Regions from separate parts of the Homo sapiens genome. Here all the other regions are linked to region 2. Evidence: chromatin loops called from intact Hi-C (ENCODE). Cell type or tissue: psoas muscle. All regions are shown on one strand.

Region 1 (8,000 bases), 50 kb before region 2:
CTTGGCCTCCCAGCATGCTAGGATTGTAGGTGTAAGCCACCGCACCCAGGCACGGTGAATTCATTGCCCAGGCAATGAATCTCAATGAAAAATTTCTTTTTTCTTAAATCACTGTTTCTTTATCTGTGAATTCTTCTTCCAATTAGAAGGAGGAGAAAGAAGAAATTTGCCTGTATTTCTCACCGGGAGGAGAAGGATTCTAGTGTGACATCAAATTGAAAGAGTGCTGGAGCTCGAGCCCCTTCTTGCTTTCCAGGATCCTTGCAGTGATCAGTTCCCAGAACCATGGTTTATTAATATAAACCACAGTTATTTTTATCAGCAGCTACTCTGTACTGGGCTCCCTTCTAGGTTCAAATCATTCTATTTGAGTAAGATAGAGAGGGTCCCGACTCTCAAGGTTACACAAGAGTGGAGGAGACAGACACTAACCCAATAAGCATTTAACAAAGAAGAAAATTTCAGAGAGTCATAGTGCACTGAAGAAAAGACATCAGGTTTGTGGAAAAGAGAGAAATGGATTCACCTACTTTAGTTCATATGTCTAGAGAGCCCTACTTGAGAAAGTGACATCCAGCTGAGAAAACAAAATAAGTAGACAGTCGTGAAGATCTAAGGGACGAAAGTTCCAGGGAGACCGAATTGGGGGGGAAGCCCTGGTGTGGGAAATTATGTGCAGGGACAGAAAGAAGGCTAGAGGGACTGAAGTGAGCAAGCAAGGAAATGCAGTGGCAGAAGATGAGGTAGGATGCAGAGAGGAAGTCGGGAGCCTCATATCAGGCTCTGATGTCCATGGTAAGAAACTTGAATTTTATTTTATTTTATTAATTTATTTATTTATCTTATTTATTTTTGAGAGGGAGTTTCATTCTTGTTGCCCAGGCTGGAGTGCAATGGCATGGTCTCAGCTCACTGCAACCTCTGCCTCCCGGGTTCAAGTGATTCTCTTGCCTCAGTCTCCCAAGTAGCTGGGATTACAGGTACCTGCCACCATGCTCAGCTATTTTTTCTGTGTTTTTACTAGAGACAGACTTTCACCATGTTGGCCAGGCTGGTCTTCAACTCCTGACCTCAAGTAATCTGCCCGCCTGAGACTCCCAAAGTGCTGGGATTACAGGCGTGAGCCACTGCGCATGGCCTGAATTTTATTTAAATAGATATGGGAAGCTACTGGATGGTTACAAGGAAAGTCAATTTATATTCTTTTTTTTTAATTTTTTAATTTTTTTTTTTTTTGAGATATAGTCTTGCTCTGTCACCAGGCTGGAGTGCAGTGGCACTATCTCGGCTCACTGCAGCCTCTGCCTTCTGGGTTCAAGAGATTCTCCTGCCTCAGCCTCCCAAGTAGCTGGGATTACAGGAGTGCACCACCACGCCCAGCTAATTTTGGTATTTTTAGTAAAGACAGGGTTTCACCATGTTGGCCAGGATGGTCTTGATCTCTTGACCTCGTGATCCACCTGCCTCAGCCTCCCAGTGTGCTGGGATTACAGGCGTGAGCCACCGTGCCCGGCCTATATTGAATTTTTAAAACTAATTCTAGCTACTCTGTGGGGATTGGATTGTTGGGGTTGACAAGTGGTTAGGAAGACTATTTAGGAGCACAGCAGGGAATCCTCAGGGAAAATAGGCTTGAGTTCACTAGTGATAAAGACAGTGAAAAAGATAAAGTGGATTTTGCTTACCTTGTTAATGGATTACTGTAAAGGGGGTAGAAATATCAAGCTTATTCCTAAGGATTTTGTTTTGACAAATTAGTGAAAGGTGGTGGTGTTTATTGAGATAGGGAAAACTGTGGGAGGAAATGATTTGAAGTGGGTGGTTGGAAATAAAAGTTTTGTTTAAGTTTGAGATGATTTATTGACATTTGTGTGGAGCAATCAGAAGGTCAATGGCATTTAAAAGACTCATGGTGGGCCAGGCGCAGTGACTCATGCCTGTAATCCCAGCACTTTGGGAGGCCTAGACAGGCGGATCACCAGGTCAGGAGATCAAGACCTTCCTGGCTAACACGGTGAAACCCCGTCTCTACTAAAAATACAAAAAATTAGCTGGGCATGGTGGTGGGTGCCTGTAGTCCCAGCTACTTGGGAGGCTGAAGCACGAGAATGGCGTGAACCAGGGAGGTGGAGCTTGCAGTGAGCTGAGATCACACCACTTCACTCCAGGCTGGGTGACAGAGCAAGACTCCGTCTCAAAAAAAAAAAAAAAAAAAAGAGACTCATGGTGAGGCCAGGGCTGGAGGTATTTATGTTGGTGGCATCAATAGGTGTACTGTGTTAAATTCCAGGGAGTGGAAGAGGTTACATAGGGAGATTGTCTGGAGAAAAAAGAAAAGGGCACAGGCCAGCAAAGGGGACTAAGAAAGAGCCCAGGGATGTTGGGAAAAAACCAAGATTACATCATATGTGTAAGTCAAGAAAAATAGATTTTTTTTTTTCAAGGAGAAGGGAGAGGCCAATTGTGGTGAGTACCACTAAGAGGAGGGTGAAGTGAGAATGTGACAGAGAAGCAACGGCTGGGATTGGTGGAGCTGATATTTGCAGTCAGTAGAGTATCCAGGGAGGAAACTGGATTGGACCATTTGAAGAGCGAGTAGAAGAGAGGACAAGGTTAAGGTTGACTGTTTTGAGTAGCGAGCTTCAGGGAAGGACTGTGCTCTGGGTTCAGGGAGCCAGCTGGATCAAAAGGAAAAGGCTAAAGAGGCTGAAGAGAAGCAGGAGGACCTGTGAACCAGAGATGCTCGGTCATTATTATCAAGGAAATATTAGAGGGCCCCTGTGTGCAGTGGTGACTGCTCATGAAGAGGTCACACAGCCAGTATTTCACACAGCCCATATTTATTAGTGACTTAGAATATACCAGTTACTACTCTAGGTCATGAGAATGGAGTGATGAATAAAATGAATCTGGTCTCCATCAGTATATGCCATGTAACATTTTGCAGTGACTGTGTACCAGGCCTATGAATTTCAGTATGCAATTTCAATAATGATCCTGCTGTATCTGTGGTATATAAAAACATGTACATCTCTGGAATCTAAAATTGAAAGGTTATAAGTAAAACCCAGTATCACAAATTTGGTGCTAGAAATCAGATTGCAGTTTAAATCTGAGCATGTAGAAAGTCCATTTCTTCTATGTCAGCAGGTGCCTTTTGTGTGAGGTTTAGGTATACTGCATTATTAGACATAAACCAGTGTTTCTGCCCTCTGTTTTCAGAATGACAATTCTTTATGAAACTAATAGAAGAACAGAAGACAATTGCAAAATCATGATGAAGATACTAATTGCTTTAGAATCATGTAATAGAAAAAATAATGTGAGCTCCAGTTATAGGGATCAAAAAATTAAAATGGGAATACATTTGAGTGTTTATTATGTGATCACTGCTAAGAAGACTCTTTATTAAATTTCACACTTACAAAAATCCTGTGAGGATTATTATAAAATGCATTTGATAGATTACAAATAGGCTTATGGTTGGCAAAAAGTGACCCATTTAAAAGAGGTCATATTTCAATTCATATTTTCTGATTCTAGAATATGAGAGTTTTTCCATCATTAGTGAGTAGTGACTTGATTGTGTCTGAATTATTGACAAAATTTCTAATATTCATATGTACCAGGTTGTTTCTTAGAGTGGGGGCAGAGATGCAAGGGCTTCTAGTTCCAATGTATAAAAGAAACTTTCATTCATTTTGCATTTATCATTTTAAAAGTTCTATAAGTCTATCATAGGCATGTGTTGAAGAACATAAAGAAGTATTAAATCATTCCTTCTTCTGAGGTTTGACTAGCAAGTCTGGCTAGGGTTGTCAGATAACAAACAGGTTCCTAGTTAAATCTGAATTTCAGACACACGACCACAATTTATTGGAAATCCAGATTTACCTGGGCATCCTCTGGTTTTATTTGTCAAATCTGTCAACCCTAAGTGGGACACATGAGCATGGATTACAGTGCTAGCCATGCAAGCCACAGTGACAGTGACTTTACAAATGTTTATTTTTTAACATTCTGTCTGTAAAGAAAGTGCTTACATAATTTAGGAATAGAAAGATAGACATTGTTTGATCCAGGGTGCACACCTCTCTGCCATCATTTCTAAAGGGCAAACGGAGCTTTGTGAAGGTCTCTACACAAAGTCTGGGGACCTGCTCATGTTTTGTAAACTGTCTGTATGAGAACGTCATTTTCTTGGTTTCTGACTTTCTGAGGGGACTTGACTACAAAACCAAGAGTTCTATCTCTGGCCAAGGCTGGTAATTTGATGCCTGCTAGTATTGTTGGGAGTGGGAGACTGAAAGACGTGAGTTAGTTGGGGCATTAAATGGGAATAAAATAGCTGTGGTTGTGATTCACTACTACAGATAATTAGTGGACAAGTGGCAGAGAAATTAAGAAAGAAGATGATATGAAAGACAAATGATATGATTTGGTGACTGGTTGGTAATGCAAGGAAATCAGTAAATCTTAGTTCTCAACAAGTTCATTTTCTGGAAAGATAGCACTGTATTGGGACCAGAATTCTATAAAGCATTCGTTTTATGTAGGACCAAGATATTCACAGATATTTTTCAATACAATTCTCAGCTGCTCCATAACCACTAGTGGCTTGTTCAACACAGGTTTTTTCAGATGGTTCACACCTGTGGTTCTTACCCAGGGATCGTTCACCACCGCTCCTTTCCCTCCCATCACCCTTGGGGAACTTGTGGCAATGTTTGAGCAATTTTTGGTTGTCACCACAGGGGTTTCTTCTGATATTTAATGAGTAGAAGCCAGGGACACTGCTAGAGAACCTACAATGTTCAGAACAGCCTCCTTTACCAACAAAGAATTATCTGGACCAAAATGTCAATAGTGCTGAGGCTGAGAGCACTGTTTCACACTGTGCTCTTTCTGAAAATTCTAGACTCACATCTTTTATACACTCAGCACCCAATTCAGTTCTTTATGGTTTATTTTTGCTTGCTTCATTATGCAAAAGTAGACAGTTGCATAAATTCAACCACTTTCTTGTTGAATCCATTTAGTCAATGCAAGTTTAATAGCTTCATAGTTAGTTTTTGCCTTATGCAATATTTTTCAACATTTTCATGAGTTGTTGGTCAGCACTACCTCTATTAACTTTCAACAACTTGCCCTTATAAGTCACAAATAGTGATGCTCTGCAATTATTTTTCACTAACATGCCTGAGATTTCTGTAGTGATTCTACATTTGGTATGATTCATAATGTAAAATGCTTTTATTTATTCATTTCACTTTTAACCAGAGGATTATTTTTCAGTTATTTTTGTCATTTTTACACTTCAATCAAACATAAAGACAAAAACATCTAAAATATATAGTATTTTACATATGTGTATATTTACACACATATATGTATGTATGTTTACATGTATTGAAACTACAGAAGCTCATGTCACCAATAAGAGCTCTGAGACACTTTTGACCCCTTACTCTTATCAGGTGAAATTTGCCAAATAAGTTTTATGAACAAATTTCTTTTAACTGAATATCTGAGCTTTGTGGATTTAGAAATGCAAAGGAAGGTTTGTGGACATTCATGGGATCATGGTTTTATTCTCCTTAAATCTCTTTGATACTTTCCCACTGTCTTTAGCATAAATCTCAGATCCTAACACCACCCACAACGCTTTTCAATACCTGGCTTCTTGTGATGTCTCCAGTCTAATCTTTTACCCTCCTTCCCCTCAGCCTCTCTGCTTTAGTGAACTTTGTTCTAGTTTCTTGAAGAAGTTCATCAATTCAAGCTTTTGTGCATGGTATTTCCTAAACCTGAAATGTGCTTCCCCCGTTTTGCCCAAACAGACACAGAGTCTCCACTCCGCCCCCTGGTTCACACCTGCTTAACCTGCCAAGTCACATCTGAACTGTCACCCTTCAGAAGGTCCTCCTCTGGCACCCTAATGTAATTGAGATCATCCTATTACTCTGTGTTCTGGAACTCCACACTTCAGACATTTCTCATTCCTGTCTAAGCTCTTGTGTGTTTGGTTTTTGGCCTCACTTTTACTGCTCTTTAAGCTCCCCCAGCGGAGTGGAGAGGTCTGTTTTCCCGTGTTTGGATTCCCAGAGGCAGTGCAAGCCTGGCACAAGGTCATCACTAAAGGAGTGTTCACAGGATGAACGCGGTGGGAGTTAGGGAACGGGTAAAGCCTGTGGGATGAGAGAAGGAGCAGAGATTGTCTTTGGGGTGCAGGCTCCCAGGAGGAGGCGGCGCGGGCTCCGGTGCTGGGCGGATCCTCCTCCAGCTCCTGCTTGGAGGTCTCCAGAATAGGCTGGAGGCGGGGAGGGGGTCCCAAAAGCCTTGGGATCAGAAGGGGTTTTCCTGCCTGGTCCCCCAGACACCCCGTTCGCCTCAGGAAGACGGAGGATGAGCCTCTGGGCTGCGCGTGGTCGGGGTTATGGTTGGGATCAGTTAAGGTTCCAGTGCCCGCACCCCGCCCAGGGAGCCCCGGATGGCGGCGTCTCTGTCAGTATCTTCCCCGGAGGCCGCCCCTGTGACCGGATCCTTCGTGTCCCCACAGCACGTTTCTTGCAGCAGGATAAGTATGAGTGTCATTTCTTCAACGGGACGGAGCGGGTGCGGTTCCTGCACAGAGACATCTATAACCAAGAGGAGGACTTGCGCTTCGACAGCGACGTGGGGGAGTACCGGGCGGTGACGGAGCTGGGGCGGCCTGACGCTGAGTACTGGAACAGCCAGAAGGACTTCCTGGAAGACAGGCGCGCCGCGGTGGACACCTACTGCAGACACAACTACGGGGTTGGTGAGAGCTTCACAGTGCAGCGGCGAGGTGAGCATGGTGGGGGGCGGGGCCTGGGTCCTTGTGAGCTGGGAATCTGAGTGTGTGTGTGTGTGTGTGTGTGTGTGTGTGTGTGTGTGTGTGAGAGAGAGAGGAAGAGAGAGACAGAGAGGGAGCGCGCCATCTGTGAGCATTTAGAATCCTCTCAATCTTGAGCAAGGACTTCTGAGGACACAGGTGTGTGTGTAGAGTGTGGATTTGTCTTTGTGGCCTTTGTGGGAGGGGAAGCAGGAGGGGGCTTCTTCTTATCCTTGGAGGCCTCTGTGGGGAGGTGACATGGGAGGTGGGTGCAGGGGGCTGGAGAGAGAGGAGACCTTGGTTGTCTCGTGTCCTTAGAGATGCAGGGAAGGAAAGTGTAAGGTGTGTGTGGTTGGGGTGAAGGTTTAGGGGAGGAGAGCTGAGGGGTGTGGAAGATTTGTGATAATATGAGGAGGCCAGTTCCAGACTGTCCCTGGCACCCACCCTTCACGCAGTCTCTGAAATAAAAGTGTGTGGTGTTTGTTTGCAAAAGCATTAGATTAATTTCTAGGGGAATTGAGGAGACCTCTGAGGCACTTCTGAAGCTTCTTTAGGTCTAAATTTCTTGCTATTTTTTCTGTTTGTTTTCTTAGTGTGTATATTTTTACATAGTTGAAATGACTGTGAAACTAACTTTTTGATTAAAATTTTAATACACTGTTACTATTTTATTATAATGCTAATAGTTTTCTACTACTTACCTATTATTCTTTTATATATAATAGTTGTGACACAACTTATCTCACTTTCCCCTTTGTTGACCTTTATTATGACATTCACCAAAAGTTGAAAATATATGTTTCTGGTTATTATTTAATTTATTTTTTTATTTGGAATTCTTTTGAATTATCTTGACCTATTTATTGCCCAATTATAATTACTGCTCTAAGAATTCCCTATTGTATTTGGTAGGTAATGGACAATGATCTATTTTCTGTTATCTCCAGGGCTTAGTATTTTTCTCAGTGATTTTGTGGGTTCTTTGTACTGTAAGATTATTAACACTTTATTGATATTTGATTCCACATTTTCTCCAGTTTTTGATTTGTATGTTGATTTTGAAAATTCTATGTTAAGAATTTGAACATTTCTGTTTAATAAAATATATTCCAAAACTTTTATTAATGGTTTACAAACCATCTTA
Region 2 (8,000 bases):
AGGATTAAAACGGGCTCAGTAAAAAGGTCTCAAAGTTGATCCTTCCATTTTCTCCACTTGGAGTTTAGTCCATACTGTCCTTCTGCCATTATCTCCTTCTTATTCTGCTGGACAGCAGGAGTGATGTTCTGAGTCTAAAAATCTGAAAAAATCTGTTGTCCCACCCACAGCTCCAATTGAAAATAAAAAACAGGAGAAGGAGGATAAAAATTGGCCTATACCACCTCCTCCAATAGCAGAAACATCTGTACTGCCTCCTTCGGTAGCAGAAATAGAGACCCCAATACAGAGAATTTTACACCTTGCTGCCATAGCTGGAGAGCCCTTAGGACCTTGCACTTTTCCTATTTCTGTAAGGCCTGATCCAAATAATCCATAGCAGCTTATTCATGAACACACTCCACTAGAGTTTAAGTTGTTGAAGGAATTGAAAGGAGTGTGGTAAATAATGGTGTACAGAGCCTGTTCACTTTAGGATTGCTAGTATCTGTATTTGGTGCTGTGCGCCTTCTACCCTTCAATGTAAAGAATTTGGCTCACACTTGTTTGTCTCCTAGTGCATACCTGACATGGAATTTAAATTGGCAAGAAATGTGTGCAGACCAGGCTAGACGGAATTGTGTGGCTGGACACAGAGACATTACAGAGGACATGCTCTTAGGTAATGGCCCTTATTCAGACCTGGAACATCAAATGGCACTCCCAAATGCCAGCAGTGTGCACAGGCTGCTAAATGTGACTGGGCCACAATTCCAGAAGAGGGAGTCCCAGTGCAATCCTTTTTACATATCATGCAAGGGTCACAAGAACCTTATGCACAATTTCTTGCATGACTATAGAAGGCAATGAAGCATCAGATTTATCACACCACTGCTGCAGAGATGCTAACCTTAACTCTAGCTTTTGAGAATGCAAATGCAGATTGTAAACGTGCATCGGCACCTGTGAGGTGTACAAAAAACTTGGGAAATTTTCTCAGAGCTTGTCAAGATGTGGGAAATGAGCTTCATTGCTCTACAATATTAGTGCAGGCAATGGCTAATTTAGCAGTTGACAAATCTAAAAGGAACCAAGGGTCAAACCCTAAAATGGGAAAATGTTATAACCGTGGAAAAACTGTACTTTTTTTTTTTTTTTTTTTGAGATGGAGTCTCGCTCTGTCGTCCAGGCTGGAGTGCAGTGGTGCAACCTCGGCTCACTGCAAGCTCCTCCTCCCAGGTTCACGCCATTCTCCTGCCTCAGCCTCCCAAGTAGCTGGGGCTACAGGCACCTGCCACTACGCCCAGCTAATTTTTTGTATTTGTTTAAGAGATGGGGTTTCACCATGTTAGCCAGGATGGTCTCGATCTCCTGACCTTGTAATCCGCCCACCTCTGCCTCCCGAAGTGCTTGGATTACAGGCATGAGCCACCGTGTCCAGCCAAAACTGGACATTTTAAAAAGGAATTCCGCCAGATCTCAGGACAGAAAGGACATTACGATGCAGTGCCCCACCCAGCAGAAAAAAACACCAGGACTTTGTCCTCACTGTAACAAAGGAAATCACTAGGCTAATCAGTGCCGCTCAAAATTTCATCAAAACAGCACCCACCTGTCACGAAACTAGAAGGGGGCGTGGACCCGGGCCCCTCAAGCAATGAGGGCATTTCCAGTTCAGACCACAGTCCCACTTCAGGGATGGGTCTCAGGAAAAACATTGATTCCTGGTGTTCCTCACCTCAGGAACACCAGGAAGTGCAGGATTAGATATCCCCACCAGAGAAAGAACTACATTAGTTGGAGGAGACAAACCTACCAAGGTTCCCACTGGCATTTGGGGATATTTACCAACAGGATACATAGGACTAATTTTAGGCAAAAGCCCCCTTAACTTGCAAGGCATGACTGTAGTCCCTGGAATAGTTGATTCCATTTATGAAGGAGAAATTCAAGTAGTTTTAATGTCGAAAATCTTTGCATTTTTGAACTGGGAGAATATATTGCTCGGTCGTTGCTTATTCCCTGCAAATTAAATCCTTCTCCACGAAAGGAGAAACGAGGAAATAAAGGGTTTGAGAGCACAACTACAAGGGAAATCTATCTATCCCATCCCATAGCCCATAGGACTTATGGATAGAGGAGCTGAAGTGTCAGTAATATCCAGTAAGGACTGACCCCCAGTATGGTCTCTCAGACTAACCTCCACATCCCTAGTGGGAGTAGGAGCAGCTAAAAGTGTTCAACAGAGTGCTGACATTTTACCTTGTCTTGGTCCGGATGGACAGCCATGTACTTTTCAGCCTTATGTTGCAAATATGGCAATCAATTTATGGGATCGAGACTTACTTACAGCATGGAATATGAGACTTACAAATGAAAACTTTGATAACCCAGAATTTAAAATGTTGAAGGACATGGGATATCAGAGTGGGAAAGGTTTAGGGAAATTCCTACGAGGAAAAGCTAACCCAACATCAATAACTGGAAAAAACAGATAGAAGAGGGCTAGGACGTCAGGATTTCTGATGAGGGTCATTGATATTTCTCCTCCACCCTCTGCCTTACCATTAGAATGGCCAGTGACAAACCTGTATGTGTGGATCAATGGCCCCTATCTCAGGAGAAGCTGACACAACTTCAGCAGCTAGTATAAGAACAACAGGACACAGGACATGTAGAGGAGTCAGTAAGCCCCCAGAATTCACCAGTGTTTGTTATTCCAAAAAAGTCCGGAAGGTGGTGACTGCTGCATGTTTGGAGTTAATGCACAAATTGAACCAATGGGTCCATTACAGCAAGGTTTGCCAACTCCAGTGGTCATTCCTAGAGATTGGCTTCTTGTAGTAATACATCTTAAGGATTGTTTCTTCACTATACCATTACACAAGAAGGATAAGCCTCGATTTGCCCTCTCTGTGCCTTCTATTAATCAAAAAGAACCTGTTTCTTGCTATCAATGGAGAGTTTTATCCCAAGGCATGCTTAACAGTCCTACGTTATGTCAGCATTTTGTAGGACAGGCATTAAAGGAGCCTCGAAATATGTTTCCTACTGCTTACATCATTCATTTTATGGATGACATTCTTTTGGCCACTCCTACAGATCAAATCTTACATCGGTTATTCTAAGAAACAAAGTAGGCTTTAACTAAATGGAATGTCAAAATAGCTCCAGAAAAGGTAGAAACAACTTTGCCATACCATTACTTAGACAATATTGTTACTGAAAGAAGTGTACGGCCTCAAAAGTAGTTCTCCATAAAGACAGGTTACAGACTTTAGTCCAGCCGCGGTGGCTCACGCCTGTAATCCCAGCACTTTCGGAGGCCGAGGCAGGCAGACCACAAGGTCAGGAGATTGAGACCATCCTGGCGAACACGGTGAAACCCTGTTTCTACTAAAAATACAAAAAAATTAGCCGGGAGTTGTGGCGGGCGCCTGTAGTCCCAGCTACCCAGGAGGCTGAGGCAGGAGAATGGCATGAACCTGGGGGGCTGAGCTTGCAGTGAGCAGAGATCGCGCCACTGCACTCCAGCCTGGGCGACAGAACGAGTCTCCATCTCAAAACAAACAAACAAACAAACAAAAAAAAAAAAAGACAAATGAGTGCCTATGTGGTAGCATGTGAATTAATGCAGAACTTTATAAGCATAGTTGTATTCTGAAGTCCATTCTGAATCTTAGATGTTATATTTATATTAATAAAAAGCATAGTAATTATCTAAATGTATAATAATATGTTTAATATTACATAGTTACATCAACTGATGTAATTCATAGTTTTCCCTAGTGTTCTCTTTCCTGAATATTCTGAAATGTATTAGTTAGCAAAGTCGTCTTTTATCTTCCCTTATGATAAAACAAGAGAAACATAATATAAAGTGCTATAGCCTCAATCAAATGAGGAAATCATAATGGGAACCAAGAATGAGGGATTGAACACTCTTCACATAAAATATTCATTATTTTAAAACATAATGTGGCCAGGCACGATGGCTCACGCCTGTAACCCCAGCAGTTTGGGAGGCCGAGGCAGGAAGAACATGAGGTCAGGAGATCGAGACCATCTTGGCTAACACAGTGAAACCCATCTCCACTAAAAATACAAAAAATTAACCAAGCATGGTGGCAAGTGCCTGTAGTCAGAGTTACTTGGGAGGTTGAGGCAGGAGAATCTTTGAACCGAGGAGGCAGATGTTGCAGTGAGCTGAGATCGCTCCACTGCACTCCAGCCTGGGCAACAGAGACAGACTCCGTCTCAAAAAAAAAAGAGTTGTTCTATGAACAGCTAACTTTCACAGTCTTCGATCGATCTCTCAGACCCATGAATACTTGGATTGCACAGTTGACCTTATCACATTGTTAGGGTAAATGCCATACAAAGGCACCTTCAGACCCTCCATTGCACATAGGTGGCCCCTGTTAGCCCCTTGCCTGTGTGTGTTCTGGAGGGGCCACTAAACCTGGGGGCAGCATCAGGAGACACACTTGAAAAAGATATTCTTACTCAGATTAAATTATTAACAAACTTTCAATTTCCTTTAACTTATTAAAGACATCCCTACCTGTAAACAGGTACGGATTAAGCTCTCTAGTCAATAGCTGTCATTCTGTCATATTATCAGATACCCGGGGCTGCTGCTCCTTCAGGCGTCCACAGAATCACAGCATTTTCCAGTATCGAAAGACCTGAAAGATCACAGTGCCTTCATTTCAACTGTGAGACATGAAATAATTTTCCCAAATCTACAACATTAAGATATGGTGCAATAAGGACCAGTTTAAATGTCTCCGGATTTACAACCATGTTCCTTCCATCTCCTTTACTCCTAAACACACTCACACACTCACTTCTGCAAACAGTTGTCTTGTTAAGTGGGAAATGAATGCTCTTACAAGGCTCAAACTTATGAACACATCACTGACCAGCACAGAGCTGGCTCACAATCGGACCCAATTAAAGTGTTTTACATGCAACTGGATCAAATCTTTCAAGTACTAATTTAAAAACAATCCTTTAAAGAAGGAAATTCTGTTTCAGAAGAGGACCTTCATACAGCATCTCTGACCAGCAACTGATGATGCTATTGAACTCAGATGCTGATTGGTTCTCCAACACGAGATTACCCAACCCAGGAGCAAGGAAGTCAGTAACCTCCTCCCCATAATTTGGAATGTGGGTGGAGGGGTTCATAGTTCTTCCTGAGTAAGACTTGCCTCCTCCTCTGGCCCCTGGTCCTTTCCTGTTCTCCAGCATGGTGTGTGAAGCTCCCTGGAGGCTCCCGCATGGCAGCGCTGACAGTGACACTGATGGTGCTGAGCTTCCCACTGGCTTTGGCTGGGGACACCGGATATAAGTGCACATTGTGGGTGTTGAGCTACTATGGGGTGGGGAAAATAGGGAGTTTTGTTAACATTGTGCCCAGGCCATGTCCCTTAAGACTTTGTGACTTTTTGGTCAGAGATTGTGCATCTGTATTATTGGATCCCAAATTATCTCCTCCACGAAAGGAGCTTGACTACTTGCTCATGACACAGTCCATGAGACTGTGTAAGGGGCCTTCGTACAGATCATTTCTTTTCAAATCTCCACCAATAAAACCTTTGCATCACATGTCCTCAGGGTGTTTAGAGGATTTGGAAATAAGGATGCTAAAATAATTTCCCCATACGGCACTTCCCTTTATTATGTTGACTTACGTCAGACAAAATGACGTTTTTACTGAAAATTTTGTGGGAGTCAAGGGAATTCAAAGGGTCTCTTCTAGAGGATCCTGGGTTATGTCCTCCACAGGAACTTTGGTGTTGGCCCCTCTTCCTCAAATGTGAGGATGTACCAATGGCCTCCCCATTATCTCCTTTCTTTTTCTTTCTAACTCCAATGTTTATAAAGCCTATATCCCTGTAGTGTATGTAGGTTCTCTGACAGAAGTTATACTTAGTGCTCTGTCTTTCTTATGGGGAAAAATCCCTGGAACTGAAGCTAAGATCTTTAGTACTTGGAGTCACCCTACAGATAAAGAGCATCTCTGGGGTGTTCTTTCGTGCCTAAAGAACTTAAGGCATCCTCGGAAAACCTGGCCCAGCTTAGTGTTTATTACGAATCTCTTCTAACCTTTCTATAGAAATTTCTCCTACATGTCCTACATGCTCTAACTAGACATAACAAGAAGATATTCAACTAACGTAGGATAAATTATATGAAATTCTATTTTTGTAAGTCAAAAACAGTCAAATATCAGAAATTTAATAATGTTCAAACTATATACTGTGTGGGGTTATAGAGACAATGTGGACATTGTTCACATCCCATAGGGCTGAAAGTCAATGAGCAAGTCCTGGGAACTCATTGTCTTACTGGGGTCTTGTCTTAAATTTCATAGGTTCACCCATTATGCCCTCAGCTTTCCTTAATTAGCCATGTCTGCTTACCTCTTCCTCCAGTTTTTATTTTTCCCCAGCTATGTTGTCATCATTTCCAGAAATTCCTAAAGCTTGCACAGACCCAGAGCACTATGAGATCCATTGAAAGAGATTTTTTCCTTTTTTTGAGACAAGGCCTGGCTCTGTCACCCATGCTGTAGTTCCGTGTTATGATCTAGGCTTACTGCAACCTCTGCCTCCCAGGCTCAAGCGAGCCTCCCTCCTCAGCCTCCAGAGTAGTGGAGACTACAGGCAGGAAACCATGCCCAGCTGATTTTTGTAATTTTGCTAGAGATGAGACTTTGCTATGTTACCCAGGCTGGTCTTAAACTGCTGGACTCAAGCAATCCTCCAGCCTTGACCTCCCAACATGCTAGGGTTATAGGTTTGAGCCACCGCACCCAGGCAAAAAATAGATGAATCTTAATTTAAAAATTTATTATTTCTTAAATCACTGTTAATCTTTATCTGTGAATTCTTACAACTAGAAGGAGGAGAAAGAAGAACTTTGCCTGTATTTCACACCGGGAGGAGAAGGGGTCTAGTGTGACATCAAAATGAAAGAGTGCTGGAGTTTGAGCCCCTTCTTGCTTTCCAGGATCCAAACAGTGATCAGTTCCCAGATCCCTGGTTTATTCATGTAAACCACACTTATTTTTCTCAGCAGCTACTGTGTACTCGGCTCCATTCCAAGTTCAAATCATTGTATTTGATTAAGATAGAGAGGGTCCCGACTCTCATGGAAGTTACACAACAATAGAGGAGACAGACATTAACCCAATATGCAATTAACAAAGAAGATAACGTTAGAGAGTAATAGTGCACTGAAGAAAAGACATCAGGTTTGTGGAAAAGAGAGAAATGGATTCACCCAACTTTAGCTCATGTGTTTAGAAAGCTCTGCCTGAGAAAGTGACATTCAGCTGAGACAACAAAATAAGTAGAGAGCCATGTGAAGATCTAAGGGACGAAAGTTCCAGGGAGACAGAATGTGGGGGCAGGGGGAGCAGGAAGCCCTGGTGTGGGAAATTACGTGCAGGGACAGAAAGAAAGCTAGAGACACTGAACTATAGCATTCAAGGAAATGCAGAGGCAGAGGATGAGGTAGGAAGCAGAGAGGAAGTCAGGAGCCTCATTATATTAGGCTCTGATGTCCATGGTAAGAAATTTGAATTTTATTTTATTTATTTTCATTTTTTTATTTCATTATTTATTTTTTGAGATGGAGTTTCGTTCTTGTTGCCCAGGCTGGATGCAATGGCGTGGCCTCGGCTCACTACAACCTCTGCCTCCTGGGCTCACGTGATTTTCCTGCCTCAGCCTCCCGAGTAGCTGGGACTACAGGGGCCTGCCACCATGCCAGGCTAATTTTTTAGTATTTTTAGTAGAGACAGGGTTTTACCATGTTGGCCACGCTGGTCTCGAACTCCTGACCTCCGGTAATCTGCCTGCCTTGGCTTCCCAAACTGCTGGGATTACAGTCATTAGTCTCCGTACCCAGCCTGAATTTTATTTAAATAGATGTGAGACACTACTGGATGGTTACAAGGAGAGTCAATTCATGTTCAGTTTTAGAAACTAATTCTAGCTTTAAAGTAG
Region 3 (8,000 bases), 89 kb before region 2:
TCACCCTTGGGGAACATGTGGCAATGTTTGGAGGAATTTTTGGTTGTCACAACAGGGATTTCTTCTGATATTTAATGAGTAGAAGCCAGGGACACTTCTAGAGAACCTGCAATGTACACAACAGCCTCCATCACCAACAAAGAATTACCTGGTCCAAAATGTCAGTAGTGCTGAGGCTGAGAGCACTGGTTCACACTGTGCTCTTTCTGAAAAGTGTAGACTTACCTCTTTTTGTTTTGTTTTGTTTTGTTTTTTTGAGACGGAGTCTCGCTCTGTCACCCAGGCTGGAGTGCAGTGGCACGATCTCGGCTCACTGCAAGCTCCGCCTCCCGAGTTCATGCCATTCTCCTGCCTCAGCCTCCCAAGTAGCTGGGACTACAGGTGCCTGACACCGCGCCTGGCTAATTTTTTGTATTTTTTTAGTAGAGATGAGGTTTCACCGTGTTAGCCAGGATGGTCTCGATCTTCTGACCTTGTGATCCACCTGCCTTGGCCTCCCAAAGTGCTGGGATTACAGGCGTGAGCCACTATGCCTGGCCTAGACTCACATCTTTTATACAATCACCACCCAATTCACTTCTTTATGGTTAATTTTTGTTTGTTTCATTATAAATAACTAGACAGTTGCATAAATTCAACCACTTTCTTGTTGAATCCATTTAGTGTAGAGAGCCAGAGTCCGGAGAATCATGACCAACTCAGCATTTCCACTGCGGCAATATGATCAAACAGCAAACTGTTTATCATGAGTACAGAATAGGGGCAAACTCTCCTCTGTGCTGGCCACCAGACGGTTTGCTGAGGGCAATAACTCCATGGTGCCGGGTTCCTTAAGGTTATCTGCTGGGACATCTAGAGCCTATTGTTCGAGGAATGCAGTCTTGCAAGGCTGCTCTGGAGCAAGCAGCAGACCGACAACCACTCCCTTCTTGCTATCTCTTTTCAGTAAATACGAAGGAAGCTCAAAGCTCAGGGCCCTTGTTCACAAAGAGCAAGGTGCCCCTGACCCCTTCTTCCAAATATACTCTTTTGTCTTTATTCCCACATTCGTCCTCCTTTGTTCAGTCCAACAGTGTCCATGGCATAGTGATGTTCAAACAGCGACAGGGCGACGCCATAGTGGTTTCTAAACACAGGGACATGAGAATGTGAACAAAGAAGGTCTGCTGGAGCAGAGGAATTGAAATTGACAAGATGAATGGGGACCCCAGGATGAGTCTGCTGGCAGCTGATATAAGGTCAGTGCCCTAAAGAGGTACTGGGAGCAATATAAGGTCAGTGCTCTAAAGAAGTACTGGGAACGGGAAGTTTTCTGAATCAGGGTAACGTGAGGCAGAATTTGTCTATTGAAGAAAAACATTATGTGCAGTTGCTTAAAGTTTTGTTGAAATAATCTGGTGCTCAGGTTAGATCTCAGACATTAACTAAGATGCTGCAGGAGGTTATTATGCATAACCCATGGTTCCCACAGACAGGCACTCTTGATATGGAAAATTGGGACAGAGCAGAAAGATTAAAACAGGCTCATCAAAAAGGTCTCAAAGTTGGTCCTTCCGTTTTCTCCACTTGGAGTTTAGTCCATACTGTCCTTCTGCCATTATCTCCTTCTTAGCTTGCTGGACAGCAGGAGTGATGTTCTGAAAGAATCTGTTGTCCCACCCACAGCTCCAATTGAAAATAAAAAAACAAGAGAAGGAGAATAAAAATTGGCCTATACCGCCTCCTCCAATAGCAGAAACATCTGTACCGCCTCCTTCAGTAGCAAAAATAGAGACTCCAATACAGAGAATTTTACACCCTGCTGCCATAGCTGGAGAGCCCTTAGGACCTTGCACTTTTCCTATTTCTGTAAGGCCTGATCCAAATAATCCATAGCAGCTTATTCATGAACACACTCCAGTAGAGTTTAAGTTGTTGAAGGAATTAAAAGGAGTGTGGTAAATAATGGCGTACAGAGCCCATTCACTTTAGGGTTGCTAGTATCTGTATTTGGTGCTGTGTACCTTCTACCCTTCGATGTAAAGAATTTGTCTCACACTTGTTTGTCTCCTAGTGCATACCTGACATGGAATTTAAATTGGCAAGAAATGTGTGCAGACCAGGCTAGACAGAATCATGTGGCTGGACACAGAGACATTACAGAGGACATGCTGTTAGGTAATGGCCCTTATTCAGACCTGGAACATCAAATGGCACTCTCAAATGCCAGCAGTGTGCACAGGCTGCTAAATGTGACTGGGCCACAATTTCACAATTCCGGAAAAGGGAGTCCCATTACAATCCTTTTTACATATCATGCAAGGGTCACAGGAACCTTATGCACAATTTCTTGCATGACTACAAGAGGCAATGAAGCATCAGATTTATCATACTGCTGCTGCAGAGATGCTAACTTTAACTCTAGCTTTTGAGAATGTAAATGCAGATTGTAAATGTGCATTGGCACCTGTGAGGTGTACAAAAAACTTGGGAAATTTTCTCAGAGCTTGTCAAGATGTGGGAACTGAGCTTCATTGCTCTACAATATTAGTGCAGGCAGTGGCTAATTTAGCAGTTGACAAATCTAAAAGGAGCCAAGGGTCAAACCCTAAAATGGGAAAATGTTATAATTGTGGAAAAACTGGACATTTTAAAAAGGAATGCTGCCAGATCTCCGGACAGAAAGGACCGTACAATGCAGTGCTCCACCCAACAGAAAAAACACCAGCACTTTGTCCTCGCTGTAACCAAGGAAGTCACTGGGCTAATCAGTGCCACTCAAAATTTCATCAAAACAGCACCCACTTGTCGGGAAACTAGAAGGGGGCCTGGACCCGGGCCCCTCAAACAATGAGGGCATTTCCAGTTCAGACCACAGTCCCACTTCAGGGATGGGTCCCAGGAGAAAAATTGATTCCTGGTATTCCTCACCTCACCAGGAAGTGCAGGATTAGATCTCCCCACCAGAGAAAGAACGTTATTTGGAGGAGACAAACCTACCAAAGTTCCCACTGGCATTTGGGGACCTTTACCAACAGGATACATAGGACTAATTTTAGGCAAAAACCCCCTTAACTTGCAAGGCATCACTGTAGTCCCTGGAGTAGTTGACTCCCATTATGAAGGAGAAATTCAAGTAGTTTTAATGTCAAAAATCTTTGCGTTTTTGAACTGGGAGAATATATTGCTCAATTGTTGCTTATTCCCTGCAAATTACATCCTTGTCCATGAAAGGAGAAACGAGGAAATACAGGGTTTGGGAGCACAACTACAATGGAAATCTATCTATCCCAGCCCACAGCCTCTAATAGACCCACCTGTGTAGTACAAATTAAAAGAAAGAAATGTTATGGGCTTATGGATACAGGAGCTGAAGTGTCAGTAATATCCAGTAAGGACTGGCCCCCAGTATGGTCTCTCAGACTAACCTCCACATCCCTAGTGGGAATAAGAGCAGCTACAAGTGTTCAACAGAGTGCTGACATTTTACCTTGTCTTGGTCCGGATGGACAGTCATGTACTTTTCAGCCTTATGTTGCAAATACAGCAATCAATATATGGGATTGAGACTTACAGCATAGAATATGAGACTTACAAATGAAAACTTTGATAACCCAGGATTTAAAATGTTGACGGACATGGGATATCAGAGTGGGACAGGTTTAGGGAAATTCCTACAAGGAAAACCTAACCCGATATCAATAACTGGAAAAACAGATAGAAAAGGGATAGGACGTCAGGATTTCTGATGCAGGTCATTGATATTTCTCCTCCACCCTCTGCCTTACCATTAGAATGGCCAGTGACAAACCCATATGGGTGGATCAATGGCCCCCACCTCAGGAGAAGCTGATGCAACTTCAGCAGCTAGTATAAGAACAATCGGACACAGGACATATAGAGGAGTCAGTTAGCCCCTGGAATTCACCAATGTTTTTTATTCCAAAAAAGTCCAGAAGATGGTGACTGCTGCATGATTTGAGAGCTATTAATGCACAATTTAAACCAATGGGTCCATTACAGCAAGGTGTGCCAATTCCAGTGGTCATTCCTAGAGACTGATCTCTTGTAGCAATAAATCTTAAGGATTGATTCTTCACGATACCATTACATGAGAAGGATAAGCCTTAATTTGCCTTCTCTGTGCCTTCTATTAATCAAAGAGAACCTGTTTCTTGCTATCAATGGAGAGTTTTACCCGAAGGCATGCTTAACAGTCCTACGCTATGTCAGCATTTTGTAGGACAGGCGTGAAAGGAGCCTCGAAATATGTTTCCTACTGCTTACATCATTCATTTTATGGATGACATTCTTTTGGCCGCTCCTACAGATCAAATCTTACATCAGTTATTCTGAGAAACAAAACAGGCTTTAACTAAATGGAGTCTCAAAATAGCTCCAGAAAAGGTACAAACAACTTCACCATATCATTACTTAGATAATATTGTTACTGAAAGAAGTGTACGGTCTCGAAAAGTAGTTCTCCATAAAGACAGGTTACAGACTTTAAAAGATTTTCAACAGTTGTTAGGGGATATTAATTGGCTGCACCCGATGCTAGGTATTGCCACTTATCAACTTACACATCTTTATGAAACCCTACAAGGAGATTCTTCATTAGATTTCCCACAGCAATTGACCAAAGAGGCAGAAGCCGAGTTACAGCTTGTAGAACAGATGCTTCAGCAACGGCATACCTCCCAGCTACAGCCACAAAAGCCTTTGTTTTCTCTATCCGTCAGACAAAATCTTGCAGTTTTATAGAGTCTATTCTTTCATTCTTCCTGTGATTACTCATCACAAGCCTATTCCAGGTGGACAAACCATTTTACTGATGGCTCTTCCAAAGGTCATGCAGCTATCTATGGACCCAAGCACACTCAAACAATAATGACCTCTGGGATTTCCACTCAAGGCTCAGAGTTTATTGCAGTCATTCAGGTTTTACAGCTCACAGCTTCAGATCCTATCAACATTGTCTGTGATTGAGCTTATGTTGTAAATGTAGCCAGTCACGTAGAAACTGCTCCAATTAAAAGCACCCTAGAACCAAAACTAGTTAATTTGTTCCTAAGACTTCAACAAACTATTCACTCTCATGCAGCTCCTTTTCATATTTCTCATATTTGCTCTCACACACAACTTCCTGGAGCCCTATCTCTAGGTAATGATAGAGCAGATAAATTGATTGATTCTGTATTTCAGCAAGCTCAAACCTCTCATGCATTACTGCATCAAAACACCTCTGCCCTTACTTGTACATTTAACTTGCCTCACAGCCAAGCTAGGTCTATAATACAAGCCTGTCCTACTTGCCAGCATGTCCCTGGAGCCACACCTATAGAAGGGTGTAATCCACGAGGCTTGCCTCCAAATGAAATTTGGCAAATGGATATTACGCACATAGCAGCCTTTGGTAAGTTTAGCTATGTTCATGTGCCTATAGACACTTATTCTCATATGCTGCATGCTACATGCCAAACAGGTGAGACAGCTGGTCATGTGCGGCAACATTTCTGTTGTCATTTGCTCATATGGGGATACCTAAACAATTAAAAACTGACAATGGACCTGCTTATGCTAGTCATGCTTTTCAAAATTTCCTGCAACTTTGGGCCATAACCCATAAAACAGGAATTCCTTATAATCCTAGAGGACAAGATATTATAGAGCAGGCACATCAAACATTACAACACATGTTGAAAAGACAAAAAGGAGGAGTAGGGGACAAGTTACCACTGCAATCAAAGTTGTATTTAGACTTATTTGCTTTAAATTTTTTGACTCCTGGTACGAATGTTAAGACTCCAGCGGAAAGACATTGGTCACTGTTAGAGAAAAAGAGGAGAGGTTTTCCGAAAGTGTTATGGAAATCCCCAGAAAAAGGAAAATGGAAAGATCCGGTGGATTTACTGATGTGGGGATGAGGGTATGCTTGTGTTTTCACAGGAGATGGACAAACCATGTGGGTGCCCTCAAGGTGCGTGCAACCATGGAACAGGAGACTGGAGGAACCCAGGGTGGCCAACCATGGGCCCGGTCCCTCCAGTACGGGCCATGAGCCAGCTGAGCCTGAGTGAAAAGATGGAGAGAAGGACAATCAGAGTCATGGCAATATCAAACCTCATAAACTGCGGACAACTCAGGAAAACCATGCAGGAAGCTGAGAAACTACTGGAGCATCAGGGACAGGCAAAAACCCCTGATTCCATGTTCTTGGCTAAGATACCCATAATGTCTTGTGCGGTATGTTTTCCCTGTGCAGAGGCAAAAATATATTGGGCATATATTCCCAATCCCCCCAGCAGTATGGCCTATACTCTGGAGTGACACTCCTCCTGAGATTGATCATAATCAGGGAGCGTGGGCTCCAGGACCCCTAACTCCCGGTGACATAGAACAGTTAGACTCTCAGAACAATGTCATCAATTATACCGCTCCGCTGGAAGGACTCCCTTTGTGTATCACCTCAAAGACGTCACTCAGCCATAGCTGTCTTACAATTCAAGCTCAAACATGGTTGAGTCACTACAGAAAACTCATGTACTTCTTAAGTCTTAGTTCTATTAATGTAACTGGTGTGCTAACCGACCATTCCCAGGCCAATTGCCCTAATCGTGCTGACTATACGGAATGAATTCCCTTCAATAGTTCCTATCCCCCTCTGTGGACCCCGTGTCTTGGCTCACTGGCTAAAAAATAATCAATATTAACTGGAGATATTGTGGATTGGAGACCTAAAGATCAACTAGATGGAAAAGATAATAATCAGAAATCATGGCACAAATTTCACTGGCATTGGTGGCAAGCTTATAATGCTTCTTCTTTATACCACACCGGGATCCAATCCTATTCTGCTGCCCAGATTGCTTGGCATGGAGCAGGCTTTAGCCTGCCTCTTCCTCAGTGGTATTATCTAGGGAGGAAAGGACCAATCCAAGAGATGTTATGGAAGGCAGCACTCCCATTTATGAATGGCAGCATCTGGGTTGGGATATCATCCAATAATAGCAATAGTAAGTGACACAGTTTTAATGTTACATTTGTAAGGAATATCACCACTCAATTTACAGCTTGTGTTTTTGCCTGTAAATCTTGCCAGTTATATCACTGCATTAATCATAGCACATTGCAAACACATAATATCTCTACTTTGATAATTTTGGGTTGCATCCCTGGACTATGGATTCCTGTTAATCTTTCCAAGCCTTGGGCTGCCACACCTGCTTTGCATTATGTGAAACTTTTTCTAACTCAGCTTACTCATCATGGCCATAGAGCCTTACGCATGATAATTTTTGCTATAGTTTCCTTGGTCACACTAATAACTTCTGTTGTGATGTCCTCTGCAGCTTTTCATAGTTCTATTCAAACAGCTCATTACATGGAGAACTGGATGCCTATGGCTGACCAAGCGTGGCTACTTCAGAATAAAATTAACACTGAGTTACAAACTGAAGTAGCAATGTTGAAATCCACTGTTGTATGGTTAGAGGAACAAGTACAAAGTTTACAGTTGCAGCAGCAATTGCTTTGTCATCTTAATCACCCTCATATTTGTGTAACCAAATGGTTAGAATATAACCAAAGTGAGTATCCATGGGACCTTGTGAAAGTCCATTTGCAGGGAGCTTTCACATCCAACATCACCTTTGATATTGGTGAATTACAAAACAAAATTTTTGACTTAAATAAGCAAACTCAAGAATTTCAGCCTTCTTTAGAAGACTGGACTGAATTCCAGCAAGGCCTGGAGAGCCTCAATCCTTGGACCTATCTAAAACACTACGTTAACATCTCATTTGTAGTTCTGGAAATGATGTTGTTTTGTCTCTGTCTTCTGTTCATAGTCTGTAAAACTGGATGGACCGCCAATGGGAAAATGAGAGCTGCCCAACCTGGCCTTACATTCTTTCAATTAATACATAAACAGAAAGAGGGAAATATAGAGAGCCAGAGGCTGGAGAATTGTCACCAATTCAGCATTCCACAGAGGCTATATGATCAAACAGCGAACTGTT

What was found. Peaks named below come from ENCODE experiments on the same cell type or tissue, not always from the same donor. Only the 100,000 strongest peaks of a DNase experiment are listed, where the experiment ranks them.
Region 1: it touches region 2 in a loop (6-fold over the local background); 19 of 110 quality-filtered maps call a loop at or near these places.
Region 3: it touches region 2 in a loop (16-fold over the local background); 16 of 110 quality-filtered maps call a loop at or near these places.

Annotation. Positions count from the first base shown.
Region 1 is chr6:32,520,734-32,528,733 of GRCh38, reverse strand. HLA-DRB5 (major histocompatibility complex, class II, DR beta 5) reads left to right here. Exons shown (of 6, transcript NM_002125.4): 2 at 6,560-6,829. Among named protein-coding and RNA genes, the nearest start is that of HLA-DRB5, 5.6 kb to the left of the region's middle. In psoas muscle, no CTCF peak of the experiment used is centred here; no DNase peak of the experiment used is centred here.
Region 2 is chr6:32,470,753-32,478,752 of GRCh38, reverse strand. No RefSeq gene overlaps it. Among named protein-coding and RNA genes, the nearest start is that of HLA-DRA, 35 kb to the right of the region's middle. In psoas muscle, no CTCF peak of the experiment used is centred here; no DNase peak of the experiment used is centred here; H3K27ac peaks cover 319 bases; H3K27me3 peaks cover 340 bases.
Region 3 is chr6:32,560,009-32,568,008 of GRCh38, reverse strand. No RefSeq gene overlaps it. Among named protein-coding and RNA genes, the nearest start is that of HLA-DRB1, 26 kb to the left of the region's middle. In psoas muscle, no CTCF peak of the experiment used is centred here; no DNase peak of the experiment used is centred here.